Linked DNA regions of Homo sapiens: region 1 is linked to region 2. The links are chromatin loops, found by intact Hi-C in ENCODE. Cell type or tissue: breast epithelium. All regions are shown on one strand. Links, peaks and the distances in the headings refer to the core of each region. The heading gives the core; the rest is flanking DNA.

Region 1 (14,700 bases), core at 6,519-14,518, 55 kb after region 2:
GCTAGAGTGCAGTGGTGCAATCTCCACTCACTGCAACCTCCACCTCCTGGGTTCAAGTGATTCTCGTGCCTCAGCCTCCGGAGTAGCTGGGGTTACAGGTGCATGCCACCATGCCCGGCTAATTTTTGTATTTTTAGTAGAGACGGGGTTTCACCATATTGGCCAGGCTGGTCTTGAACTCCTGACGTCAAGTGATCCGCCCCCCTCAGCCTCCCAAAGTGCTGGGATTACAAGCATGAGCTATGGCGCCTGGCCTGCTGGAGTTCTCTAATTTGTATAAGCAGAAATCTGGAGAACAGGTATGGGAATGGATATTAAGGTTGCAGGACAACGGTGGAAGGAACATAAAGTTGGATCAGGTTGAATTTATTGATATGGGCCCACTAAGCAGGGATTCTGTGTTTAATATCGCAGCTCGGGGAGTTAAAAAGGTTCTAATAGTTTATTTGCTTGGTTAGCTGAAACGTGGATCAAAAGATGGCCCACTGTGAGTAAGCTGGAAATGCCTGATCTCCCTTGGTTTAATGTAGAGGAAGGGATCCAAAGGCTTAGGGAGATTGGAATGCTAGAGTGGATTAGTCACCTTAGACCTACTCATCCCAACTGGTAGGGTCCAGAAGACATACCCTTAATAGCTTGCAAAACAGATTTGTGAGGGGAGCACCTGCATCCTTGAAGAGCTCTGTGATTGCTCTTCCCTGTATGCCAGATCTTACAGTGGGAACTGCAGTCACTTAACTGGATAATTTAAATGCAATGGGAATAATTGGATCCCAAGGTGGCAGGGGCTGAGTGGGGGCACTCAACTGTCAAAGGCAAGGTGGGCGTAGCTACCATAATGGATAGCAGAGGCAAAGCAGCATTCAGAATAGTCTGATTAGTGTAGAGCTCTGGCATTGGCTAATTAATCATGGTGTTCCTAGAAGTGAAATTGATAGGAAGCCTACTACATTCTTTCTTGATTTGTGTAAGCAGAAAACTTCCAGGTCAAGTGGACAAAAGGCTAATTTGAATTATAAAAATAGAGAATCATGCCCCCTCAACCAATTTCCAGACTTGAACCAGCGTACAGACCCAGAATAATATTCCCCTTGAATAAAGGGGAGGCCTGGTCCCTTTGAGGAAGGACCCCACTACACTACTGACAATTTATACTGCTAATCTTTCTCCCATGCTTCCCCAAGGAGACCTCCGGTCTTTTACCAGGGTAACTGGTCCCCTTTCGGGGACTACTGGACACTGGACACTGGCTCTGAGCTGACAATGATTCCAGGGGACCCAAAACATCACTGTGGTCCTCCAGTTAGAGTAAGGGCTTATGGAGGTCAGATAATTAATGAAGTTTCAGCTCAGGTCTGACTTACAGTGGGTCCCGGATTCATCCTGTGGTCATTTTCCCAGTGCCAGAATGTATAATTGACACAGACATACTTAGCAACTGGCAGAATCCCCATATTGGCTGACTGGTAGTGTGAGGCCTATTATGGTGGGAAAGGCCAAATGGAAGCCATTAGAGCTGCTTCTACCTAGAAAAACAGTAAATCAAAAACAATACTGCATCCCTGGAGGGACTGTGGAGATTAGTGCCACCATCAAGGACTTGAAAGATGCAGGGGTGGTGATTCCCACCACATCCCCATTCAACTTTCCTATTTGGCCTGTGCAGAAGTCAGATAGATCTTGGAGAACGACAGTGGATTATCATAAGCTGAACCAAGTGGTGACGACTCCAACTGCAGCTGCTGTACCAGATGCGGTTTCATTGCTTGAGCAAATTAACACATCTCCTGGTATCTGATATGCAGCTACGGATTTGGCAAATGCCTTTTTCTCCATTCCTGTCCATAAGGTCCACCAGAAGCAATTTGCCTTCAGCTGGCAAGGCCAGCAATATATCTTTACTGTCCTACCTCAGGGGTATATAAACTCCCTGGCTTTGTGTCATAATCTTGCTCGCAGAGATCTTGATCGCTTTTCCCTTCCACAAGATATCATGATGGTCCATTACATTGATGACATTATGCCGACTGGACCCAGTGAGCGAGAAGTAGCAAACACACTGGACTTACTGGTGAGACATTTGGGTGCCAGGGGATGGGAAATAAATCAGACTAAAATTCAGGGACCTTCTACCTCAGTGAAATTTCTAGGGGCCCAGTGCTGAGGGGCCTGTCAAGATATTCCTTCTAAGGTGAAGGATAAGTTGTTGCATTTGGCCTCTCCTACAACCAAGAAAGAGTCACAACGCCTAGTGGGCCTATTTGGATTTTGGGGGCAACACATTCCTCATTTGAGTATGTTACTCCGGCCCATTTATTGAGTCACCTGAAAGGCTGCCAGTTTTGAGTGGGGTTTAGAACAGGAGAAGGCTCTGCAATAGGTCCAGGCTGTTGTGCAAGCTGCTCTGCCACTTGGGCTATATGACCCAGCAGATCCAGTGGTGCTTGAGGTATCAGTGGCAGATAGGGATGCTGTTTAGAGCCTTTGGTAGGCCCCCATAGGTGAATCACAGAGGAGGTCCGTAGGATTTTGGAGCAAGGCCCTGCCATCTTCTGCAGATAACTACTCGCCTTTTGAGGGACGGCTCTTGGCCTGTTACTGGGCTTTGGTGGAAACTGAACGTTTGACCATGGGTCACCCAGTTACCATGTGGCCTGAACCGCCTCTCATGAACTAGGTGCTCTCTGACCCATCTAGCCATGAAGTTGGGTGCGCACAGCAGCATTCCATCGTCAAATGGAAATGGTATGCACCTGATTGGGCTCGAGCAGGTCCTAAAGGCACAAGTAAGTTACAAGAGGAAGTAGCTCAAATGCCCATGGTCCCCACTGCTGCCACCCTACCTTCTCTCCCAGAGCCTGCAGAGATGGCCTCATGGGGAGTTCGCTATGATCAACTGACAGAAGAAGAGAAGACTAGGGCCTAGTTTACAGACGGTTCTGCACGAAATGCAGGCACCACCCAAAAGTGGACAGCTGCAGCACTATAGCCCCTTTCTAGGACATCCCTGAAGGAGAGCACTGAAGGGAAATCTTCCCAGTGGGCAGAACTTCGAGCAGTGCACCTGGCTGTGCACTTTGCATGGAAGGAGAAATGGCCAGATGTGTGATTATATACTGATTCATGGGCTGTAGCAAATGGTTTGGCTGGATGGTCAGGGACTTCAAAGAAGCATGATTGGTGACAAATTTGGGGAAGAGGTATGTGGATGGACCTCTCTGAGTGGTCAAAAACTGTGAAGATATTTGTGTCCCACATGAATGCTTACCAAAGGGTGACCTCAGCAGAGGAGGCTTTTAATAATCAGGTGGATAGGATGACTCATTCTGTGGACACCACTCAGCCTCTTTCCCCAGGCACCCCTGTCATTGCCCAATGGGCCCATGAACAAAGTGACTATAGTGGCAGGGATGGAGGTTACGCATGGGCTCACCAACATGGACTCCCACTCATCAAGGCTGACCTGGTTGTGGCCACTGCTGAGTGTCCAATTTGCCAGTAGCAGAGACCAACACTGAGCCCTCAATATGACACCATTCCTCGGGGTGATCAGCCAGCTACTTGGTGGTAGGCTGCTTATATCGGACCTCTTCCATCATGGAAAGGGCAGCGGTTTGTCCTCACCAGAACAGACACTTACTCTGGATATGGGTTTGCTTATCCTGCATGCAATGCTTCTGCCAAGACTACCATCTGTGGACTCACGGAATGCATTACCCACCATCATGGTATTCCACACAGCATTGCTTCTGACCAAGGCACTCACTTTACAGCTAAGAAGTGCGGCAGTGGGTTCATGCTCATGGAATTCACTGGTGTTACCATGTTCCTCATCATCTTGAAGCAGCTGGATTGATAGCATGGTGGAATGGCCTTTTGAAGTCATGATTACAATGCCAACTAGGTAACAATACTTTGCAGGGCTGGGGCAAAGTTCTCCAGAAGGCCATGTATGCTTTGAATCAGTGTCCAATATATGGTACTGTTTCTCCCATAGCCAGGATTCATGGGTCCAGGAATCAAGGGGTGGAAATGGAAGTGGCACCACTCCCCATCACCCCTAGTGACCGGCTAGCAAAATTTTTGCCTCCTGTTCCTGCGACATTATGTTCTGCTGGCCTAAAGGTCTTAGTTCCAGAGGGAGGAATGCTGTCACTAGGAGACACAACAATGATTCCATTAAACCTGAAGTTAAGATGGCCACCTAGCCACTTTGGGCTACCTCTAAGTCAACAGTCTAAGAAGGGAGTTATAGTGTTGGCTGGGGTGACTGACCCAGACTATCAAGATGAAATCAGTCTACTGCTCCACAATGGAGGTATGGAAGAGTATGCATGGAATACAGGAGATCCCTTAGGGCGTCTCTTAGTATTAGCATGCCCTGTGATTAAGGTCAATGGGAAACTACAACAGCCCAATCCAGGTAGGACTACAAATGCCCCAAACCCTTTAGGAATGAAGATTTGGGTCACTCCACCAGGTAAATAACCACAACCAGCCGTGGTGCTTGCTGAAGGCAAAGTGAATATAGAATGAGTAGTAGAAGGTAGTCATCAATACCAGCTACGACCACGTGACCAGTTGCAGAAATGAAGACTATTGTCATGAGTATTTCCTCATTTTGTTAAGAACATGTTTGTGCATGTATACACTTGTACTAGGAAAATATCTTCATTTTAGTTCTTTTCTTTTTCCTTTATCATGTGACGTAAGATTTGTTGACTTCGTATCAGCATTTAAGTGTTGTTAACTTTATGTAATAGCATTCAGGTTAAGGATTAGTGCGCTTCTGGTTGTATGAAGGATAGCTGTATTATGTTAGGCGTAATTAGGACCTTATTATTGTATTTATTTGGAGATTAAGTATGATTTCAGGAGATGTGTATGGGTTCAAGTTGGCAAGGGGTGGACTTGTAATGGTTAATATTAAGTGTCAATTTGATTGGACTGAAGGATGCAAAGTATCGTTTCTGGGTGTTACCAGAGATTAGGCTGGTGCAAAAGTAATTGCAGTTTTTGCCATTACTTTTAATTTGAGTCAGTGGACTGGGAGAGGAAGGCCCACCCTCAATGTGGGTGGGCACCATCTAATCGGCTGCCAGCTCAGCTAGAAAAAGCAGGCAGAAGAAGATGGAAGAAGCTGACTTGCTGAGTCTTCTGGCCTTCATCTCCTCCCGCGCTGGATGCTTCCTGCCCTCGAACATAAGACTCTGAGTTCTTCAGCTTTTAGACTCTTGGACTTTCACCAGTGGTTTGCCAGGGGCTCTCTGGCCTTTGGCCAGACCAAAGGCTGCACTGTCAGCTTCCCTACTTTTGAGGATTTGAGACTCAGACTGAGCCACTACTGGCTCCCTTCAGCTTGCAGATGGCCTATCGTGGGACTTCACCTTGTGATCGTGAGTCAGTTCTCCTTAATACACTCCCTTTCATATATACATCTATCCTATTAGTTTTGTCCCTCTACAAAACTCTAATACATTTCTTACTTTAAAAAGATGATTTCTATACTTTTGTTTCTGAACAAATTAATGTTAATAAAAATCCCCATCATCAAAAACATCTTCCTCTTTTTAGAGTACCATTTGAAAATAGGGGGTATGATTTGGTCTGTGGATTTTCTGTGTCACTCAACGATAAGTGGCCAGGAAAGTTTCAAGAGCAGTGGACAAGGGTAGCATTGTCCAAAGTGTGTTTTGTGAGAAATTAGGAGAATGGACTTGAGGCCAGGGGCTGGGCTTGAATCCCCACTTGCTCACTTACCAGCCACATGTCTTGGGAACCTCTCTGTGCCTCAGTTCCTCAGGATTCTTAGAGGTTTGTTGAGAGGATTATATGAATTAACATATTTAAAGCACTTATTATGGTACCTGGCACATAATGTGTTCCATTTAAATGTGAGCTATCATTATTATTACTGAAAAAAAGGAAACTGGTCTAATAAAGGTGGGATGCTATGTTACATTTAAACAGAATTCTTTATTTTTGAGACTAGGTCTCTCTCTGTCATCTAGGAAGTGTAATGGCGTGATCTCAGCTCACTGCAGCCTTGACCTCCCGGGCTTAAACAATCCTCCCACCTCAGCCTCCCAAGTAACTGGGACTACAGGCACGTATCACCATGCCTGGCTCATTTTTTTTTTTTTTTTTCAGAGATAGAGTTTTATCATGTTGCCCAGGCTGGTCTTGAACTCCTGGGCTCAAGTTGTCTGCCCGCCTTGCCTCCCAAAGTGCTGGGATTACAGGCACGCGCCACTGCACCCGGCCCAGAATTCTTTACCGTAGGATTTCCAAGAGAATTCAGTAATGTGCACTGTGAATCCTCAAAGGAAAATTAAAGGCAGTGTTACCTAAAGTAATTCCCTCATGAGATTCTTTTCTTGAGGAGAAATGTCTAGGATTAGTGTTCCACATATCAACACACTTTTGGACATGCTGCTCTGGAGGACAGAACTAGAGGGTGGCACAGGCCAAGGGGAGACCCCTGCCTTCTGGTACCTTATAACCACTACACTAGGCCCAGCATGGCCGCTGGAGCTCTGGGGCTGGTCCCATGGGTCTCGAGCACTCTCTCTAGTGTAAATGAGTCAAACTTACCTGGAAACAAGGCTGAGTTTTATCACAAAAGATGCCTTTCAGGAAGGCAAGGAAACATTTTGGGAGGGCAATCAACAGGGTGGCATTTCCTTCTGCCTGCCTGCCAGGACATCATCCCCCCACACTTTTAGGTTGAAGCAAAATGCACACAGTCACTGTTAAAAAACTTGGACTTTGGGATCAACTCGAGTTATGCCTCCACCACCTCCTAGCGAGTGGCTGTGGACATGTATACAGTCCAGATAATAAAGAAGCTTGCTTCCTGGGATGTAATAAGAATCAAATGAGATAACACAGGTGAAGAAACTCTCAAACTGTAGTTGGCCCACAGTAAAATCTCAGTAAACAAGCCCTGCCAGTAACAGCAGCACTACCATGGCCATCACCACCAGAACTTACCTAGACTATTTCATTAATGGCCAACTTAGCAATCATTCCTTCTTTCATTTTATACTTCTATTGTGCTACATTTTTTAATGACAACTTTCTTTTACCTTCCCTGTTAGACTTTAAACTCCTTAAAAGCAAGAACCAATCTTCTTTTTTTTTCTTTTTTCCCTGAGCCACAGAATTTATAATCCAAGACTACCGAGAACACTCAGTAGAAACTCACTGACCATGGAACCTGCTAGGCAGGCCCCCGAGATGACTCAGGGGCACACATGGACTTAAGCTATGAGGGTATCTTGCCTGCACTTCAGACCTGTGTCATTCATTCCTCTCCTGGGAAATCTCATCCTCACAATCAGTCAGGTCCCCTTTCCCCTCGCCTACTTCCCCAACCCCACTCACCCACAATGGAGAGGATGACTACCACGAAGTCGAAGATGTTCCAGCCAATGGTGAAGTAGTAGTGCCTCAACGCAAACATTTTGAGCACACACTCACAGGTGAAGAAGATAACAAACACCAGGTTAATCCAGTAGAGGATGTTCTCCATCTGCTTGCTTTGAGTGTCTGTCTCCACCATCATTGTCACCATGTTAAGGCAGATGAGCATCATGATAACAATGTCAAAGGCTTGCTGAGTGACAAAATCAAAGACGATTCCTTGGATTTTGTTCTGGGGAGGAAGGGAAGGAAAAGATAAAAGATTCATGAAAACCTTTCCAAGCCAACCTATGGAAGCTGTCACCCTGCTAATCGAGGTACCCTCTCCCTCCTTTTCTGTAATACTGGTCAGCTCTGCTGCTCTATCAGGAGCATGGATGGAGACCAACATCAATATTACCTCACCAAGAGCTTTCCAAAGTTACCAGCTTCTCTCTGTTTTCTGTTTGTTTTTCTTGAGACACAGTCTCATTCTGTTGCCCAGGCTGGAGTGCAGTGGTGCGATCTTGACTCACTGCAGCCTCTGCCTCCTAGGTTCAAACAATTCTCATGCCTCAGTCTCCCGAGTAGCTGGGATTACAGGCACACACCACCACGTCCGGCTAATTTTTTGTATTTTTAGCATAGACGGGGTTTTGCTATATTGGCCAGGCTGGTCTCGAACTCCTGGCCTCAAGTGATCTGTCTTCCTTGGCCTCCCAAAATGCTAGGATTACAGGTGTGAGCCATCATGCCTGGCCTTTCTTTCTGTTTTTAGAGACGGGTCTTACTGTGTTGCCCAGGCTGGAGTGCAGTGGCTATGCATAGGCGCGATCATAGCACATAGCAATTCAAACTCCTGGCCTCAGGTGATCCTCCTGCCTGAGCCTCCCAATAAGCTGGGCCTACAGGTGTGCACCACTATACCCAGCTGACCCACTTCTCTTTTGCGTCTGTGACACCACACACTCTGGCTGTCGTCCTACTTACCCAGCTGCTCCTTTTTTGGTCTCATCTGCCAGCCATTTCTTCTCTCAATCCCTTCTTTCTCTAAATTTTTGCTCTATGAGAGCTCATCTATTCCTGCTGCTTACGTGATACCTATGTACTTATGCTTAAGCTTTTCTTCTCCAGCCCATACCTTTCCTCTGATCCTGAGTTGCTTTCTTGCCACTTCTTCTTGATGACTCATAAGCATCTCAAACTTACCATGTCCAAGCCTCTCACAGTTAAGTCCAAAGCAGAGCCAAGTCTGTTCCCTGCCCCTCACCCAGCTTGTTCCTCTCATCTCAATTATTCATCCAGGCTCTCAAGCCAGGAATCTGGGCATCATCTTTGTCTCTTTCTTCTCCCTCATCTGATCCACTGAAGGGCCTGTTGATTCTTCCTCCAAAATTATAACTTGGGTTCATCCACTTCATTCCATTTTTATTGGCTCTATGCTAACCTGAGCCACCATCATCTCTCATCTGGACTTGTATGGCCACTTAACTGGTCTCCCACTTCTTCTCTTGCCCTCATCCAATGCAGTCCTCATATAATAGCAAGTGTAATGATTTAAAACAAATGGATCATGGCCAGGTGCGGTGGCTCACGCCTGTAATCCCAGCACTTTGGGAGGCCGAGGCCTCCCAAAATTGATCACTTGAGGTCAGGAGTTCAAGACCAGCCTGGTCAACATGGTGAAACCTTGTCTCTACTAAAAATACAAAAATTAGCCGGGCATGGTGGCAGGCGCCTGTGGTCCCAGCTACTCGGGAGGCTGAGGCACGAGAATTGCTTGAACCTGGGAGGCAGAGGTTGCAGTGGGCCGAGATCACGCCACTGCACTCCAGCCTGGTTAACAGAGAGAGACTCTGTCTCAAAACATAAAACAAAAAACAAATGGATCACATCATTCCCCTACTTAAAACCTTTCAAGAGCTTCCCACTGGGCTTGCAACACAATCCCTATTTGTTAACCTGGCTTACGGGGAGACACCTGGCACAGTCTGACTCTGCTCATCAATGTCCCTCCTCTGGCTCGCCACCCCCTGGCCACACTGTTTTCTGCTTCTGGGGTCTTGTGTATTCTGCCAGGAATCTCTTTCCCCAGCTCTTTGGTTCCATCTTTTTTTTTTTTTTTTTTTTTTTTTGAGATAGGGTCTCGCTGTCTTCCCCAGGCTGGAGTGCAGTGGCATGATATAGCTTACCATATCCTCTGCAGCCCTGACTCCTGGACTCACGCCATCCTCTCACCTCAGCCTTCTCAGTAGCTGGGACTACAGGCATGCTACCAGGCTCGGCTAATTTTTTTTTTTTTTTTTGTACAGATGGGGTTTCACTGTGTTGCCCAGGCTGGTCTAGAACTCCTAGGCTCAAGCGATCTGCCTGCCTCTAGATCCCAAGTTGGGATTACAGTATGAGCTACCGTGCCCAGCCAGTTCCTTCTCATCCACTCAAGTAGACCCTCCTTAGTGAGGCTTTCTCTGACTACTATATTAAAGTAGATCCACCACTTATAGCCCTCTAGTTAATTTTTTTCCTACAATCTTCCACATTTTATTGTAGCTGTTTGCTTACTTATTTATTATCTATCTCCCCAACTATTATAAGCTCCATGACAGCAGTCTACCTTTTGTTCATCACATAATGCTTAGTGCACGGTACATAGTAAAGACTGATAAATATTTGCTAAATGAATGTTAATCACTCTTTATTAATGTTTCCTACTTTTTAAAATATTTTATTTTATTTTGTATTTTTTGAGACAGGGTCCCTCCCTATTGCCCAAGCTGGAGTACAGTGGCACGGTCATGGCTCACTGCAGTCTTGGCCTCCAAGCTCAAGCAATTCTCTTACCTCAGCCTCCTACGTAGTGAGGACCACAGGTACACATAACCACGCCCAGCTACTTTTTACAAAATTTTTTTGTAGAGATGGGGTCTCATTATGTTGCCTAGGCTGGAAGTTATATTTTAATGTGGAAGAAAATACACTCAGGTTCCCATATGGAAAGTACTAAACAGAACTTTAGAAATGTTAACCCTTTTCTATTCCCTTTAGTCCCATTTCTATCACAAAATGAAGGCTTAACATCAAGGAAATAAAAAACCCCAAATGTTCTCTTTCTTGAGATTCCTTGCTTTTTTGTTTGTTTGTTTGTTTGAAGTACTGAGATACTTGGGCTGGTGCTTATTTCCAGGATTACTTTAACTTGGTGGTTTTCAATCTGCCCTGCAAAGCCCTAGAATTTCTTTTCCTTCAAAAGTTGATGCGGTAGATGTACCACGTGCGGCGTGTGGGGGTGAGGGGAGAAAACGTTCTGGAACTATAACTCTTGATTCAAACATAGTCACTCTACTTTTATTTCTACAAATTAGATTATCAGGGAAGCTTTTGTATTAAAGGTTCTGCTGGGTTTTTTTGGTGGTGTTGTGTCTGTTTTTTAAAGTTGCTAAATGGAAGTTACAGAAGAAGGAACTTTGGGCCTGGCTTTTGGGGGTGATGTCCCATCCAACCGGATATATGGAATCAGGAGCAGGGTATCTCCTTCTCCTTCTCTGAAACAAGACAACCATCACCAATGGAACAATGGAGCAGAATCTCAGCCCCCTAATCTGTTTTATAAAAGGCTCAGCTCAAGAGAGGCAATCAGGGCACCAGACTCCCATAGTTTTACCCTCTTCTGCTCCCACAAATAACCAGAAGCATGATTTTAACTTCTAGATACATCCTGCAAAGACATCCTTATTGAGCAGAGAGAAGCTGAAAAAATTATGACCAAATCCTATCTTGAACTGGCAGGAAAGAGAGCAACTTTATTTCATTTTCTCTTGTTGACTTTTGGTTGTCTCTAAAAACATCTCTCTACTAGGGCCAAAGCCAATGTGGTTCACATGCTGATTCTTGGTGGCTGCCCAAGGAAGGCTCAGAGGATAGGTCGAGGATTGATGTAAAAGCCCCCATGCCTTAATCCCTGTTCTTCTGCTGTCCTATTCAGATCTTTTGGATGGGTGGTGAGGAGAGGATTAGGCACAAAGCAGCCAATCACTTACCTTTTTCCTTCCTTTGCAGTAACTCTACTAGTACTTTTCCTATATGGGTTCTCACCAAGGCCTCAGCCTGCACAATGCACTTACCAAGGGGCGGGGAATAGGTTTCTGTGGCTTCTTTGAGCCCAGCTTTTTCATGGCATTGTAGTACTTCTTCTGTTCTTCGGTCATGAAGATGTCCTGACCTCCGAAGTAAAGGAGGGAAGAAGAAAACAGACAATTACAACTGGCTCTCAACATGCTATGGGTTTGGACCTAAGGTTCAATACTGAGAACTGAGGGGAGACCTATCCCTTTCCTTTGTAGCTAATAGCTGTCCCAGAGTGGGGTAGACCCGCGATAATCATTCAGCTCTAAAGAGATACCTGCCTTTGTTTTTAGCTCAGGATTTCTAAGATCTTCCAGTCCCAAGGTAGAAAGGAAATGGACTATCCAATTATAGACCCTCAGAAAGGGTAAACTTGAGAGCAGTGACTCTGAAGGCAGTCATATCTCAGAGTCTCATTTTCTGGGGGCCAGCTTTCCTGATACATTCTAGAAAACACATTTTAGAATAAAAAGATCTTTGTGTCCTGGCTGATAGCCAATTTATTTTAGATGATACCCAAAATTTGGAAATTCTGGTGCAAGAAAGCAATTTGGAGGGTGTCTTGGAGTATGCTGGGATAGACTTGACTTACAAAATGAGCAACGAGCAATTTTTTCAATTTGCTTTGTAAAACTTGTTAACCATCTAGAACAAGTAAGGAAGTAAACTTTCCAAAGGTGGGTCTCTCAAATCCCAATTTGCTTGTGCTCAGAGATTGACTAGATAATCACAAGTCTAGACAGTTTCTACTTCTTGCGATAGCTATTCATCTGTTTCTTTCCTTTTCATCTCTGTTGCTCGACTGCACTCTCTGACCTACCTGCTTCTGGTGGGAGACCAAGACCAGTAATAGGCCTCAAGAATAAAAGACTGCTAGTAAGTGTGGTAAACTACATGCTGCAAAATCCAGCCCCGAACAGAAAGAGTGGGTTGGGGCTAACGTATGGGGGCCAGGGTCACAGTGAGCTAACAATATAGATTTTAGAGAAAGAAAGAGGGACATTTTCTTTCTAGAGATAGGGACAAAGGTGCCTCTTATCTGGGCTGACTTCCAACCACTGGCAATGAGGGGAGGAGACCTATCTTTTTCTTTTGTTGATTGAAGTTATCAATGATGACACCAATGAACAGGTTCAGGGTGAAGAAGGAGCCGAAGATGATGAAGATGACAAAATAGATGTACATGTAGATATTGTCCTCATACTTAGGCTGCTCATCAGGCTGTCAAAGGACAGGATAAAAGGAAGAGAATCAGCTCCTAGTTTGGAGTTTGACACGCCAAGGCCATCAGCCGTAACTGTGACCATTTGAGCTGCTAAACATCTTGGGGTGGGAGAGCCCTAGATTCTTTCTGCCTGCCTCCTTCTCTACACTGGCATGGCCTGCCTTGAGAGGACACTAGTCGTCCTCTGACTCATGTGGAGAACATGCAAATCATGAGGCCACAGGGAGGGAGGGCTGTCTGCTAGGAGCCATACTTTTGCTATGAAGCAGGATTGAAGCATAGACAGCTTCACTGGGGCCACGTAAAAAATCAACAGTCTAATCATCGGGGGCCAATGTAAGAGAGTGATGACTTACTGAGACGAGGAAAATGATCTATAATCAATAACACAAGCAATAAATGTTCCAAAGAGAAACGTCAACTCCTCCATTCCTTCATCCCTTCCTCTTTCTTGGTGGGCTCGGTATACCATGCTGCTTGCTTTCCAGCCATCTGAGAAGGTGGTATTTTCGCCATGTACATCCTTACCTTCCGGGAATCTACAGCTGCATACATGATGTCCATCCAGCCTTTGAAGGTTGCCTGGCAAACAGAGTCAGTCATTAGACGGTGCCTATAAAGGGAGTGGATGGGAGTCTAGGCAGGGGTCCCAAAGGCCAGGCTTAGGTTCAGTGAGAACACAGAACAGGGGTTTGGGTGCAGCCTCCCTTGGACACAGAATTTTCTGTTTGTTACTACAGGTCCCAGGAGGGCTTTGTTCCTGAAAATAACAACAAAGTTTGGCAAATAAACATGTTGAAAATGGTAATGGGATTAAGGCTTTACGAAAGGACTCAAAAACATGGGCCTGAGAAGCCTGCCTAAAGTTAGGGAAAACTTTTATGAGTGAATGGCAGGAATCTACTGAAAATGCTTGGAACTTAGCATTCCATTCCACTGAGGAATCATTTTTTAAAAAGGTGGTAAGCAAAAAAAAAAAAAAAAAAAAAGGTGTTAAGCGATGGGGGTTGGAAAAACTCATAGTTGGATTTAACAGAAAAACAAGATCAGACTTACCCTTTACTAATATACACATGTATAGCCTATGTAGTAGCAATACCAGCTTTATCCTTGACAGTCCCTTCCCAATTCTACTCCTTCAGTCTACTATATCTAGACTGATTTTGGAAACAAATATGGATAATCCATGTACTATTCACCGTGTTTTATGTACTCAACCAGATTCTAAGGTTTTTTCAGGGCACAGGAAGGTCTTTATTCATCTGAGGGCCCTAGTACTGTACTGTCAAGCACAGCATCTTGCATATGGCAGGGACTCTGTGACTACCATGTTTGACTGGCTTGTGGATGTGCACTGGTTTTCTGGAGATGCTCCAATGCGGATTCAATTTGTGGGTCCAATTTTTTGAACTGGGATACAACAGCAAAAAAGCTTTGGGGTAGGAAAAACTACAGTTCATTCCATGAACTTTGCCTTCTACTATGAGTTGACAGTGAGTGCTTACTATATGTAAGGTTAGGTTGAGAGCTTCATCTGTTATTGCAGTTAGTCTCCCAAGAACTGTATGATATAGGCATGGAAATATAGTAACAAAAATACTTAATAGCAATTTTCATTAATTAAGCATGGTTATATGCTGGGAATTGTGCTAAGAAATTTTTAAAAATCACAAATCCTCTTAACAACCATGCAAAGTGTCATTATCTATATTTAATAGATGAAGAAACAGAGAATCAGAGAGGCTGAATAATTTGTCCAAAGTTACATATCCAGTAAGTATCAGAGTATGTTCAAATCTATAACAGTCTAATTTCAAAGCCTACGAGCTTTCACTGCATTATGTTGTCTTGTCACACATTCTGAAACACTGGTGAGAGAGGCAGTGAAAACTAAGCACGAAAGAATGAAATTAGGCAAAAGAAAATTATCTAGATAGTTAAATCCTTCC
Region 2 (14,700 bases), core at 2,316-10,315:
GAAGGGCATACCTGAGTTGGGTTCTGAAGGATGAATAGGAGCTCATCAGGCAGAGTAGGGAAATGAGATTCCAGGCAGAAAGATTCTGAGGTATTAAAAAGGTATGCATGTTTAGTGGGAGTTTCTGTGTGACTGTAAGGTACATGGTGGGATCAATTTGGGGTGCTGGCTGAAGAGCTATGCTGCAGGATGGTGCAGGATGTGCTTCTGCTCAAAGAACAAACAGCAGGGCCATGTGTGGGGTAACGATTTTGGAAGCGAGGTATCAGCGTCCCCAAGTGTTGGGCCCCAAGGAGTTAGCGGAGACTGATAGCCACCCAGCTCCTCCTCCCAAGTCTGAGCTGCATAGAGGGAGGAACATGTTTTCTAGTTTGCCTACAGGCTTTCGAGGGCTCCTAGGCTGGATGTGGGGTGGGGATAGGATCCAGACTAGACACAGCTTGTAGCACAGTGGGAAGGCAAAGCTGGTATACGTTCATGAAGAGTAAGAGTTTTTGGGGTGGTTTGATCAGGGTTGGGGAGGCACTGGGAACTGGGCCTTGATGGGCAAAGAGCAAGAATGAGAAGGGCTAGAGTTTCCATTTGTGGGGACAGCAGCCTGAGTCCCGGGCAAGTGTGGTTGGGGGGAAGCCCAGCTGGGTGTGGTGCCCTCTGGGCACGCACCCCAATCCCCAAGCCAGGACACATTTCCTTCCTTTCCTGCTCATAATGACTCCTGAGTGGCCAGTCCAGAGGACCACAAAGAGGCCTCCCCGCCCTTTCCTCTTCCTCTCTTCCATTTCTTTCTCCCTTCCTCCCCCCACCCCATCCTTCCCCCAACCCGGGGCCCTTTTCTTTCCTTCCTCCTCACCCTACTTGCTCCTCCCGCCCTCTCTCTCTAGCTTTTACTTCCTCCCTCTAACTCTCCCCCCTCCCTCCAAAATCCTTTGAGCTGATTCTCCCTAGACCCACGGAGTTATTTTTCTTCTTAATGTTTTTAGAAAGCCCTTGTTGCAGGTCTCTGGACCAGGAAGGTCACACACTCCCACACTTCTGCTGCACACCCACATGCATGCGCCCGCAGCAGGTGCCTGCACTCAGCCACACAACCAAGCATAGCACCTGTCTCCCCTGGGGGCAGGATGGGGGTGGGATTCTCCACCTTGGGTGTGATACTAGCAAAAGATCTGGGAAAGAATGGAGGGCCCTCTGCAGAAGCCACACATTACCACCATCATTACCACTATTATTATCCAATCCATTGCCAGGCACTTGACCTGCCTGGGGATGATCACAGCCACCTCAGCAGGGGCTCTCAGGGCACAGATCCCTTGACTGGGGACAGCCAGGAGTGAGGTCACCCCAGAGTCCTCAGAGATCAGTCTCTCGGGCCCTGCCCAAGAGGGCAGGAGGTAGAGATGTGATGAACAGAGTATTTGTCAGCCCAGGAGGCTGGATGATGTATTAACAGGACTTTAATGAGCTCTGGGAGGGGGAGCCACACTTCATCGCCCTGAGCACTGGTGCAGGGTGGGAGGTGGAGGGGTGAAATGATCAACCTCACCCCCACCTGCTAACTAAACCTCTTAATATCACCCACAGCAGTCCGCCCATTGGAAACAACTCAGTACTGCCAAGCTGCTGGTCTTGCCCCTGGAGTCCAGCGAAGGCCTTATCCAGCAGGCTGGTGTCTTCCACTATCTCACTAGCAAGGCCTTCCTTAGCTTTAAGCTTGTCCTTCCTTTACTCCCGGACTCCTAGAGGATGAAGGAGAACCGGATCCCCGCTCCAGGGGAGCGCATGATCAATTCCTTCCTTCACACTGAGCGCCTCAGTCCAACCCCACTCCTGTCATCCCCCCTTCCCTGGAGCATGGTGGAGCAGGATCCCCATTGGCAATGCCAGACTTGGCTTCCTGGCACTAATCCTGCTGGCTGAGGCACCCAGCTCATAAGGATATTAGTCTTTCCCTTAGTTCCTGTCTCTGGCTGTCAGGGAACCTGACAGGTAGGGGTGGAAAAAGTGCAGTGGATTCTAGATCCAGCTTTGCTGTGTGACCCCAAGTGTGTCACTTCTCCTCTCTGGGCCTCCAGTGCTCCAACAATAAGGAAATAGCCAAGGAGTTCCTTCCAGCTGGTATCCTGGGATTGTTCCTCCAGCAAGGGTTCCAGTCTCCTAGCATGGTGGTTGTGGCTCCCTTCATCCTGCCTGATTCTGAAGCCAGGGGCTACTCTAGCACTCTGAGCCTTGACACGTCCCTCCTCCTGTGCCAGGGCAGAGCCCTGGGGGTGGGGAGTGGCAAGGAAGAGATAATTCTGGAGGTGGAAAAGACACTGACCTTGGCAAGTTCCAGAACCTGCGTGGGTGCCGGTTGCTTCCAAATGTGGGCTGGAAAAGAAGTGGGAGCTACTGAGGCCCTCCCCTTCTGTTTCCCTGAGTGGCACCTAAAGGAGTGCCCCAGACCTGTCAGACCCCAGAGCCTGCAGGGGAATCTGCATTAGAAGAAGGGAGGGGGTAGTGTTTGGAGTTCTACAGGCTAGTGGGTGAGGGCCAATCTTGCCCTACTGACACTCAGGCTAGGCAGCCACTCAAAAGGGAAACAAGCTCTCAGGAGAGAGGACCCTTAAGCACTGCCCTTGGGTGGAAACAGGATTGCCTTGGGACATCTGGAGGCTCAACAGCAGGAAGGTTCTCTGGACCCTCCATCATCAGCACAGCCCTCCTCCTACCTTCTCCTGGGGCAAAGCCGGTTCCTGGCCTTTATCCCTGATGAAGCCTTGAGTGTGTGTGTGTCGGGCAGAATTCTGTCTACCCTTCGACTGGGAGCTCCAGGAAGACAGGGCTGTGCCTCTTGGACTCTCTTGGGTATCCCTGGTGCACAGTCCAATGTTTGGCACAAAGTTAACACTCAGTATGTATCTATTGAACGGATGTCTTTGGACACTCTCAGTGGACTAGAGGTCTGGGATTCATCCCTCATCTTTTCTTCCTGCCAGTCATCCTGCTTGGCCCAGTGTGACTGCCGCCTTCTGGGCAAGCCCTCCAGTGGAGCCCTCTGTTTAGATCTCACACCCTACACTCCGCTGCCCCCGTCCAGTGCTCGCCCTCCTCCCCCGCAGCCACCCGCTCCCGGAGTGGCATCAGCGCAGAGCCGCGGCCTTGCCTGGCGGTGCGTCCTGCCCTCTGCAGCCCGGGAGGGCAGGCGCAGCAGAGTCCCGCGCGCAGTGGGTTCTCAGCTCACCTGGGGGCGGAGGAAGTGAGCAAGAGTCCTCCAGACTGGGGCCAGGGGGCCAAGGCAGTCCTGGGAAAGGGGGTCTGGGGCGGCCCGCGGACGGGGCGGGCCCAGGCCGGCTGCCTTCCCCTTTGCCCTTCGACCCAGGAAGCCGCCCACATCCAGCGGACACGCTCGACGGGCTGGGCTGCTCAGTCCCGGCCTCGGCCCCGTCCCCATGCCGTCCCCCACCCCTACCCGCCGGCCCGACCCCCACCCCAACCCCAGCTTCCCGCTCCGACGGCCGGGAGAGGCGGGGCGGACGGGTCTGAGAGTGGCGAAGGACACTCTCCACACCGAGGGTCACTTGCTCTTTTTTCCCCTCTGTGGCTAATTTATTTTAGAGCCAGGGGCGGGAGGGGGCGGGGCCAGCCGGGAGGGTGGCAAGGAGGGGCTGGGCGAGCCCAGGGGAGGTGGGGGCGGGGCGGGGGCGAGGTGGGGGAGGGCGGGGAAGAAGCCGGGGGTGGAGGGGCCAGAGAAGGGGCGGGAGCTGGGGGAAGAGAGGGGCACTAGGAGAGGGAGGAGCAGGGAAAGGGGAGGGGAGGGAGGGCCTGCGAGGGAGGGCCCTGGGGGCGGGCGAGGGGAGGCGGGGGTGGGGGTGGGGGTCTTTCCTGCGGGGGGAGCCGGGGCCGCCCCTTGTCCGGCCACCCCCACTGCCCAGTCCCGCTCCCGCCCGCGGCGGCCGCAGCAGCCGCAGCAGCAGCGGCTCCAGGATGGTGAGCGCCACTGCCCCCCAGCCCAGGCCTGTCGCCCCCGGCCCGCGCCGCCGCCCCGGTCCCCGGGCCGGACGCGCCCCCAGGCCGCGCACACTCACCTAGGACCCGGCCGTGATGCCGAGGTACGGGGCCGCGGGCGGGCCGGGATGGGGCGGGGGGAGGTGACCGTTCGGTCAGGGTGTCCGGAGCTTTGTCCGCCGGCCCGGGGCCGGAGAGGGCCGAGAGGGCGGGGGCTGCTAGTCGCGGGGTTCAGCTCGGCGGGGGTCGGAGGGCAGGGCCGGCGAGAGACCCTAGCGGGTACGTGGGAGCCGAGGGTCACTTCTCGGGGGGAGGGGGCGGGCAGAGCAGGGGATAGCCGCCCGGCCGCCGACGGGCACCCGTCTCGCAGCCCCCTCTGGTGCGGGGGCTGCAGCGAAAGCGAGCAGCCGGCTCGGGGGCGTCTGCTGGCCTGGGGGTGGGGAGCCAAGGTTTGCGGGTTCGGGTCCCAGAAGGATCCAGCGTCCGGAGCCCGAGGGCCGGCCCGCAGGCCCCTCCCACTCCGTCAGGTCTTTGTCCAGCGGCCCCTGTGTGTGTGTGTGGGAGGGGTGGGGGCTGGGTTACTGGCCCGGAGATTCCCCAGCATGGTGACGGGGCAGTGACAGGAGGCCGAGGCTACTTAGGGTCCCCGCGCCCCTAACACCCACCCTCTTCATGTCTTCTCCTCTGGCCCGGGAGAACAGAGCCCGCGTCTCAGAGTCAGGGGGTTGTAGGAGGCTGTACTCACCTTCACCCTGGGGCTACAGGCAACAAGGGGGACCCCCGGAGCGCCCAGCTCTCCAGAGAGGGCCCCTCAAACTTCCCCACCGCAAGAGCCCTCTCCTGTTCTACACAGAGATTCGCATGCTAGCAACCCCCCCGCCGCTGCAGAGGGTCCTTCGCAGATTGCTGAGCACCCTGTAGGTGATCAGCAAATGCTGGTGCCCTTCCCCAGCCCCGCTGGTCCCCCTGCCCCCGCCAGAGGAGGAGGCCTGGGAAGGGGTCTGCGCGGGGCAGAGAGCGCGCGGCCTGGACCCTGCGCCCAGCGGCGGCCCGGAGCGCAGGGGTGGGTGGACGGGTGGGTGGGCTGTTAAAGGGACGGTCACTAAATCAGGATTAGGCCGTAGGGCTGTCAGGCTGCCGGCCCTGTCTCCATGGATACCTAATTTGGAGGAGAATAGAGGACTGAAGAATGTTTGTGTTGTCCGCACGGGCTGTGGCGGCGGAGCGGTCTCCTGCTTTCCGCCCGGCAGCGAGGAGTGGGGACCCGGTTCCAGCCCAACTCTGGGCTTACGGCGCAGGTGGGCTTCCCGGTTCCTGGGCCGTGGGGCCTCCCCTGTGGAGCCGCCCAGTCTCTGGAGTGGGCTGGGCCCGCAGATGCCACGGTGCGAAACCCTCTGACCCTGCAGAGGGAGTCCCAGACCCTCCCGGAGCCTACCCCGAAATCCCATAGCATCCTCCTAAAGCCTCCCCGAGCCTCTCAGTCCGGAACCGACGCCATTCCCCGCTGTGCCTGAGCCCCCAAGGACGGGCGCGCCGGGCTGCCCGGTGCTGTGGTGCCGCCGCCACCCAGCTGTGGGACGCGGGTACCGGGCGGCCGCGCGAGCTGCGGGCAGGGGGCGGGGCGGGACTTCCTGGGGTGGGCGAGGAAAGGGGCGGGGCTTGCTGGGGTGGCTGGGCTGGACGGGTGACAGGCCTCGTAAATCCCCTTTCCCATGTTTAACACCATTTCATTTCTTTCCACTTGATTCCATTGGCATCCAAGGCAGACGGGAGCGACCCTCGTGTCCTCGCTGTAATATCTTCTGGGCGAAGCCCTTTTGGGCCAAAGGGAATTAGGCTGTGTGGGGCAGAGGAGTTGCTCCTGGGGAGGCCTAGAGGACCCGCATTCCTCGGGGGGATTCCTGTTGCCCCCACCCCCGCCCCAGAAGAAGAAACAGAAGGGGCTGAGAGACACAGAAATGAGTTTGGCTTCGGAGGCCCTGCCCGATTCTCTGGCCGTGGTATGGCTGAGGGCTGGGCTGAGGATCCCGTAACTGTCAATTCCAGTACCAGCCTGGGCGAAGGCTGGGGAGAGCCACCCAGACTGAGTGTGGCGTCGCAGAGCCCTTTCCTGCCTTTCTTCTGCTCACCCATGGCCACAGCTTTTTATGGATCAGGACTCCCCTCCCTGCCCTGCCTGGGCCGCAGCTTTATTGCTGAGATCTAGGGCTCTCTCCACGCAATTTCACGCCTCTCTGCCTTTGCTCCCGCTGTTCCTCCAGCCAAATGCCTTCCTCATTGTCCCTGTCTTTCCACAACCTCCTTATTCTTCAGGGCCCAACTCGGATGCGCACCTCCTCCGCATCACCTCCCCAGCCCCGAGCTTCTGTCACTTGCTCCTCCCTCCGTGGCCTGCACCTGTGCTCCCTTCCGCCTTTGTGGCGGGGTCCACTCAGGGCTTTGACTGAAATGGAGCATGTACTCCCTGGCCCTGCCCCCAGTGGGCTTGCCACAGGGCTTGACACCTTGTGGGTGCTCCATAAATATTGGTTGGCTGAATAAAAGGGGTTTTGTAAGGGCCTTTAGCCAGGCAGTCTGCATAGCATGGAATCTGGCCACCTTCAGGTAAACAGCTCTGTGCTCTTGGGTGGTGGAGACCCCTGGGTGGGGCTCCTCCTCTCCCTTTCCCTTATTTGCCTCCTTCTCCTCCCCATGACCCTACCCCACCCCCCCAAGTCCGGGGAGGACTTTGCCCCTTCCCTTCCCCACAGACCAGCATTCTTTCCCTGCCATTATCATTCTGTTAAACAGAGAGGCCAGTCAGGATCCATATGGATCACATTAACAATTGCTTATTATCTGGGCCAGGACTCCCCCGACTCTCCCCCCAAGCTCCGACTGCTGCCATTGCTGGACCCTTAGGAGCCCTGCCTTCCCCTCCCCCTGCCGTCGGTCAGCCAGGGAGGGCAAGAGACAGGCTGGTCTCCCTCACCTTCCCTGTGCCTTCTAGCAGAACTTTGCCTCTCCTGGACTTGGCGGTTATCGACTCCTTTACCCGATTTAATGAAAACCAGGTTCCTGGAAGGAGCATGGCTCTGCAAAGCTCCAGGGCTGCAGCAGGGAGATGTGGACTCCAGGCCCCAGTGCCCCTGTGCTCTGCAGCCCTGAGACCCCCTTCAGGGGACAGAGACTGTGGGGGGGGGGCGGTGAGCCACAAGAGGTCAAGTATGGGGTGCTGGCATCTGCTACCTTAGCCTTGGGCTGGTCCTGCCCCCTTTTGGGAGCTGGCTGTCTGGTGAGGGAGATCAGGGCAGAGGGACCCTGCCAGGCTCTGTGGTGTTGGGCTCCCAGCCTTTCCCTGCAGTCAAAGAAGCAAGAAATCTGTTAGAGCTTCCCAGAGCAGCCACTGAATTGGCCTTGAAGGATGGGGAGTGTACTTCACGTTTAAACCCATATATAACCCAGGAATACTAGGGCATGGAAGGAGCCTCCAAGATTACCCATTCTGGGTATCCATAACTTTTTTTGATTTACAGAGCCCTTGGAGACACTGATGAAAGCCATCCCCAGAAAAATGCACTTCCGTTAATTGACACCAGACTTTGCATTCTGCTTTAGAGGATTCTTGGATCCCCTGAAGCCCATGGGGACCTTATGTCAAGAAACCCTCACCCCAGTCCATCCCTCTCTGATGTGCTGAGGACAGAGTCATGCCTGCAGCCTGGGTTTCCTGACCTCCCCACTCAGTGCTCACTCCATGGCCATATTACTTGCAGTAGGACCGCCAGAACCAAGCGACCAGGGGTATGAGATTGAGGCACTAGGCCAGCCTTTAAGTGGGAAGAGTTCACACTGGCTGGGTCAGGGTCTGGGCTGGTCATCTCATCTCTGACTATGTGGCTTGGAGAGAGGCTGTCCAGCTTTTTTTTTAGGGTCCACTTGTCTCCAGGAACAAGTGGCAATTGCTCTTCTCCGAGCAGTTTCATAAGCATCTTGATGAATCATAGTTAACGCTTCCACACACTTGTTAAACACTCTGTATCTCATCTGTGAGGTGAGAAAATAGAGTGAAGAATGGTGTCCACCTCCTAAGCAGGATATTGTGAGGATGAAAGGAGTCAGAGCTGGGAGACCTGAGTCCTAGTCTTGAATGACTCTAGGTGCAGGTGCTCAGGGCTGTGGTTACTGTTGAGGCCAGCATTTCCCCAGTTTGCTTAGCCAAGGAAAGGGGACTGCAGTGCGAACCCCCTGAGTGCCTTCTGTCTTTTCCTTTAGTACCGAGGTATGGACAGTGTCAGCCTTTGGAATATTCATCTTCAGGGTTGGAGGCAGAGTGGGGGTTCTTAGTGAGTGGGAGAGCTGGGCAGTGGCCATGGCCTGCCTCTGTAGCCCCAACCCCATTTTTGATGACCAGTTATGACCCCTACCCTAGAGACCAAGCTTTGTGCTTCAGCAACCCCTTGCTGCTAATCAGATGTAACTCCGGACAAGTGACTTCATCTGTTTGGGTTTCAATTTCATCATTTCTAAAATGGGGATAAGAACCTCATATGATGGTGATGTGGCCCTGGTTTCAAATAGTCTGCCCCTTTGATTCTGAAGCCTACCTTGGGGACCCGCTTAGTGACTCGGGGCCCAGGGACTCCAGAGAACGACCTTCTAGCATAGGAGTGAGGATGGGGAAAGGGCATGTGTGTGTGAAAGTTCTGGCCCACAGCAGTGCTTGCCCAAGTCATCTTAAAAAAAAAAAATTGTAGAGGCGGTGGTCTCACTATGTTGCCCAGGCTGATCTTGAACTCCTGGCTTCAAGTGATCCTCCCATCTTGCCCTCCCAAAGTACTGAGATTACAGGTGTGAGCCATTGCAACCAGCCTGCCAGGCCATATTTGAAGCCCCCTCCGACATGGAGTCAGGGCAGACAGGGGGTGGGCAGGTAGATGGGAGGAGAGGCAGCATGGATGCCTGCAGGAATCTGGAAGGTAGCAGCATACCTCCCTCTGTCCCCTCTCACTGCCAGGGCAGACTCAGGCCACATGGTCCCCAGCCCAGTGTTGTGATTAATCAGGGATGGATGTGAAGATGTGACAAACAAGCTGCATTGACTCTTTTTTTTTTTTTTTGAGATTGTCTCTTCTGTCACCCAGGCTGCAGTGCAGTGGCATGATCTTTGCTCACTGCAACCACCACCTCCTGGGTTCAAGCAATTCTCATGCCTCAGCCTCCTGAGTAGCTGGGACTACAGGTGCATGCCACCACGCCCAGCTAATTTTTTTTTTTTTTTTGTATTTTTAGTAGAGACGGGGTTTTGCCATGTTGGCCAAGCTGGTCTCAAACTCCTAACCTCAAGTGATCTGCCCATCTCAGCCTCCCAAAGTGTTGGGATTACAGACGTGAGCCGTGAGACTTCATTTACTATTAACAAACCTGTGTTGAGCACCTACGCACTGTGTCCAGTACTGTGCAAGGCTCTGGGTGAACCTCAGCTGCTCCCGCGGGTGTCCAGCCAGGATTGGCCTTCCTGAGCCTCCCCACACATGCAGTGGACACCTATGGACCAGGCTCTGAGCTGGGGCTTTTATGCTTTGGCTTCCTTAGCCACCTGCAGCCTCCCACATGGCCAGGGAGAGCCCAAGGGTGGCCCCAGCTTTGGTGTTGCTTTGCCACAAGTGCCTAGCATGTATCATGGCTGTGAGGCCTTGAATATTTTATCCAGGTAGCTATTCATCCAGCAACCATTATTTTCTGATGTGGTGCCACCTTCAAGGAGCTCACAAGATGTTGGGGACCAGCGAAGAGGCAAAAGGACAGGCTATGCTTTTAGGACCACTGTCCCTGCATTCTCTAAGCAGAAGGAAGCCACATAGGGCATGTGAGCTGGGGAATGGCAGCCTCTGGGCTATGGCGAGGGTACAGGACAGGTTTCAGAGGCTGTAAGGGGGAGGATCAGCATCTGACAGCAGGGGCTTGCCTCAGAGGAGTCCTGAGCAGATTGCCTTTTCCTGGGGGAGGCTGTGTCGGTGGGCATTAGAAGCAAAGTGAGACAAGGGCCACTGCTTGGGGAGGGTCCACCTGCAGCCGAGTGCCCTATTTGACCCTTGGATGCTTAAGAATCTGGAGGTGTTTGTTCTTTCCAGGCCAGTGGGGAAAGAAAACTGGTAGGATTTAGGTTATACCTGAAAAAGGATCCCTCTTCCCCAGCCCTCATATCATGCGGCTCCCTCCCCACCCAGCCTGTCTGTTGCCTTCTGCTGGAGCAAAGGGGCTCCCTGGGAACTCTCTGGACACCAGGAGAAACTGCACCTTCCTCCTTGCTCTCTGGAGGGACAGCATTTCATCAGTGGCTGGGTCCTCACTCCTCTAGGAAGGGGCTTCCTTTCCAGGCACACTGTGTCCGGCATGGGCTGGCCATTCTTTTACCATCGTCTTCCACACTGTGGCCCTCCTCAGGCCTGAGTTTTGGGGACTGAGCCCCTTGTTGAGAAAAAAGGAGCTGCGTAAAATGAGGAAGGCAGCTGGGAGGCTGAGGTAGGAGGAGGTCAGGAGTCCATTCTGGGACTTGTTGAGTTTGTAGTGATCATTAGATATCAGAGAAGAAGAGAGGAGGGGAGAGGAGGGGAGAGCCCTTCCACCTGCCCAGCAGTGCCCCTCCCGGGAAAGGCATTCTCTGGTGCCGAGTGCCTCCACTGATGGGGACTCAGCACTTCTAGAGATGGCTCACGTGTTCTCAGATGGGGCCAAGTCCTTCTGTGAAGCCAAAAATCTTTCATGGAGGATTTGCTTCTTTTGAGGAAAAGGGGAGGAGGGGCTGTGCAGAGCTGCAGGGGCCGCCACGGTCGTGCAGAGATCTGGTCTTCAGGAGCCTTTCTCCTCCCCACTCCTCTGGCACAGTCTCAGCCTTGCAGTCCTTTCTGATCACTCTCTGCAGAGTCTGGCTGAGACCCTAACCAGAGTCCTGTGTCCTAGCCTTGAGGCCAGCGCCTCTCAGACCTGGGCAGGGATTTATCTGGTCCCATGAGAACAAGTTTGAGATATGCTAAGCTCCGGGGTTGGTGGCTAAGTGTGGGAGGGGGTTCAAGAAAGGAGGGCTGGGGGAGCAGGGGAGGTTGAGGAAGAGGGTGGGAATGAACTGCTCCCTCAGTTTTCTCAGCTGTTCGATGGGAACACCACCACCTGCTGTGGCAGGCAGAGAAGTATCTGGAGCAAGACTGCTGGGGGTGGCATCTGTCCCAGCTTGGTGACTTAGACAAGTTAATCGAGCCTCAGTTTCCTCACCTGCAACATGGGAATAACGTCCTCACTCAGATTAAATGAACTGATGTGTGTGAAGCACTCAGGGCCGGACTTGGCTTGTGTTGAGAATCCCATATGGGAGCAGGCAGACAGGAGCTGCTGTGGTTGCTCAGTCTTTTCCTAGCACCCTCCCCCCAGTATCTTTTTCCCTCTGTGTTCCTGTGGCCCTGCAGGTGTAGGGGGCCACCCCCTTGAGGACAGCCCTGCCCACTCACACCCAGGTGGACCGGCCGGGCTGCATAGCTGGAGTTACTCGGCTCAGCCCCCCCAGGGCTGGGAAGAGGGCAGGAGGGGCTGAGGCAGCTGCTGGGGACTCCTGGGTGGGCTGCCTGGGCCTGTTTCCTCGCCTTTGGTAAGGCCTGGCCCTGTGGGGGCATGTCTCTCTCCCACCCCCATGCACGGGAAGGGGCCATATTTGGGGCTAGGGCACACAGGATCACCCAGACTTTAAAGCTTAAGCCTTTTGGAGGCCACATGCCACCCAAACAGACTCAAGTCAACCTTGGATCCTAAAACTGGCTACGGGGAGGGGAAGTGTGGGGCCCTCCAAGAGACTCTAGGCTCTTGGGCTGAGCCTTGTGGTCCATGACCCTGAGGAGTTCCTGCAGATAACTGTATTCCAATGTTTTTGTTTTTGTTTGAGATGGAGTTTTGCTCTGTTGCCCAGGCTGGAGTACAATGGTGTGATCTCGGCTCACCACAACCTCTGCCTCCTGGGTTCAAGCAATTCTCTTGCCTCAGCCTCCCAAGTAGCTGGGATTACAGGCATGTGCCACCACACCCAGCTAATTTTGTATTTTTAGTAGAGACAGGGTTTCGCCATGTTGGTCAGGGTGGTCTTGAACTCCCGACCTCAGGTGATCAGCCTGCCTCAGCCTCCCAAAGTGTTGGGATTACAGGCGTGAACCACCGTGCCTGGCCAATGTTATTAATTCCCTTTGTAGCCCCATGTATTTTTCTTTTATGCATTGAGGAAGTATTTTTGAGAACAGGTCATAGGTTTTCCAGACTGCGAAAGGGGCCTAAGGCTGAAAGTGGTGAAGAGCTCTGGCCTCATCCTCCATCTCTCGCCCATGCAGGGCCAAGTCCCAGGCAAAGAGGAGCCCCAGATGCAGACCCAAGAGGAGACAGGCACTGGAAGGACCTCACCAGCCCCAGATCACAGGGCCACCCCAAGTGGACAGAGGACAGTCCATGGCGGCCTCCACTGAGCACCTGCGCCCTCCCCGCAGTGCCCATCACTGAGTGCACAGGTGTGAGGCTGCGTTGTGTGCTAGAAACAGAGCCTCAGGGAGGGGAACTGACTTCAGACAGGGCAAAGCGCAGAGTCAACTGCAAATCCCTGTTCCTCAATGAAAAAGCAAGTCATCTTTTTAAAAAGTAATTGCTGACAAAAAGTCATGACTATCATTAAAAAGTCCAGGTCATCCTCGTTCCCAGTGGCCCTGCTCTTTCTACCACTGTGTGTCAGGGAATGTTTTCTGAGGGAGGGGACTTTGGGAAGGAGCAGGTCAGGGTAGAGAGAGAGCTGCAGAAAGGGCTAGAGAGCCACTTGTACCAGGGCTCACAGACAGGGGCTGGCTGAGCAGCGGAGGGAATGGGAACCCAGTTAACAAGTGATGTCACCTCTAAATTGGGCATTGGAGTGGAAGGGCAGAAGTGCCTGGAACATGCTTCGGGGCACCAAAGAGGGAGACAGGAACAGCCTCAGAGAGAATGGGCTGATGTGACTGGAGGAGCTGGAAAGGGCCCGAAGCTGGAAGGAAGGACAGACTCATCCACCTCTGGTGCCAGGCTGAAGGGTTAACATCGTCTCTGTGCTTGGTAGGAGGCTGAGTCTGTTTTAGACAGAAAGACCACCCTAGCAGCCACACAGAAGAAGGATTAGGAAGGCAGAGAACAGAGGCAGAATTCAGAGGTGGGGCCAGCTGTGGTGGGGAACATGAGAGCTGTGGGTTGTTTTAGAGAGAGTGTTAACCTGACTTCATGGCCAGCTAGATGAGTGGAGGCTGGAGAGACAGACACAGGGACTCCTAGGTTTCCAGCCTAGCTGAAGAGATGGAATCGGGAGAGAGGAGGTGGAGATGTTTTCCTTGGGCATGTTGAGTCTGAGGTCTCTGTGGACCCTCCCAGAGGGTCCTAAGATTCTCACCTAGATTCCTACCTCTCCTCTTAAGATTCCCGGGGACAGTGAAGAATGTGGCTCAAGACCAAGTTACGTCTGGGCACAGTGGGCTGTCAGGAGGGACTTGAAGCAGGAGTATGAGACTTGCCTGGCAGTTTCTAAGTGGCAGAGGGTGGGCTGGGGGGGTCATGGGAGGGCCCTGGTGCTCCTCCCTCTATTAGCAGAGGAGAGGCTGGTGACAGATGTCCCAGGACACAGGTCAGAGCAGCCAGGGGTCAGGCGAGGACATCCTGGGAAGCTGTGGTTTGGGACTGTATTTTCAGTGACGGTCAGCTGGTCAGGGCAGGACAGGGAACTCATTCCTGCAAGGCAGAGCTCTTCTGGGGCCCCGCAGGCAGCTCCAGGATTATGTTTTCTCTTTGGAGTCCTCTGTCAAATGAGTTGGGTCCTTCTGGGCCTGGAGAGCAGCCCCCCCACCTCTTTCCCAGGCCACTGCACCTAGCCAGTCTCTAGGAGCGAGTTGGAGCCTGCCCTGGGTCCTGCATGGGTGGCCCCTCTAGCTAGTCAGGAAAGTTCCACCTCTCCTTCACTGCCCTCAGGCCAGCCTGTGAGGGGGATGCTGCCTCTCCACCCCCCATTTCACAATGGAGGAAACAGATCAAGACATTGTCCCACATCTCAGAGGCTGACTCTGAGGCCAGTGCTCACTCCCTGCAATACCTGAGTCATGGGAGGGGGAAGGGCTGGCTAGAGTGGGCTCAGAGACCCCTGCAAGCCGTGGGTCAGTCTTTCAGGTTGCCCTTCAGACACCTGCCTTACCCAGGTTACTAATGGGTACAGGCTCTATTGGGGTGGGGTACCTGGAGCAGCCAGTGAAGTGGAGAAAGGGGAGAAGGGAAGGAGTATGTCTCACCGTAGAACAGGCTCACACCACAATCCTCCCAGCAGCCTGCTGAGGGGACTGAATGAGACAATGGAGATCCAGCTCCCAGCCCAGTGTGCAGTGGCCTCTGGGAAGCACACAGACAGGGCAGCCCTTACTCCTTTCTTCCCCCAGGGCCCAGGAGCTGACATCCATCTCTGACCTGCTCCAACATAGCTCACATGTAGTGAGAAGTGGGGTGTGGTGTGGTGGGCAATTCCCAGCCCCAAAGACTCGCTTTCCCCGGCCTCCATGAACACTTCTAGTGGCCCATGCAGCTCACCTCGAGCAGGTGGGAAGGAGAAGGAGAATCAGCCTTGCTAATCCTCCTGGAGGTGTGACTGGCTGACAGCCTGGAGCCTCCCAGAAGTTCCATTTGGTTTAAAAGAGAATCCTTCTT

The links. Hi-C counts contacts between places; a loop is a spot of excess contacts. Peaks named below come from ENCODE experiments on the same cell type or tissue, not always from the same donor. Only the 100,000 strongest peaks of a DNase experiment are listed, where the experiment ranks them.
Region 1: it touches region 2 in a loop (13-fold over the local background); 2 of 110 quality-filtered maps call a loop at or near these places.

Annotation. Positions count from the first base shown.
Region 1 is chr12:51,787,328-51,802,027 of GRCh38, reverse strand. SCN8A (sodium voltage-gated channel alpha subunit 8) reads right to left here. Exons shown (of 27, transcript NM_001330260.2): 23 at 13,280-13,333; 24 at 12,610-12,747; 25 at 11,526-11,630; 26 at 7,387-7,657. Among named protein-coding and RNA genes, the nearest start is that of TMDD1, 20 kb to the left of the region's middle. In breast epithelium, for the core only: no CTCF peak of the experiment used is centred there; no DNase peak of the experiment used is centred there.
Region 2 is chr12:51,837,928-51,852,627 of GRCh38, reverse strand. FIGNL2 (fidgetin like 2) reads left to right here and starts at 3,910. Exons shown (of 2, transcript NM_001384995.1): 1 at 3,910-4,088. It overlaps FIGNL2-DT (FIGNL2 divergent transcript), which reads right to left and starts at 4,405. Exons shown (of 3, transcript NR_135803.1): 1 at 4,065-4,405; 2 at 2,318-2,367. RefSeq lists enhancers at 3,686-4,677, 4,876-5,584, 6,295-7,003, 7,004-7,714. In breast epithelium, for the core only: no CTCF peak of the experiment used is centred there; a DNase peak (open chromatin) is centred at 5,616; H3K4me3 peaks cover 3,648 bases; H3K27ac peaks cover 4,645 bases; H3K27me3 peaks cover 381 bases.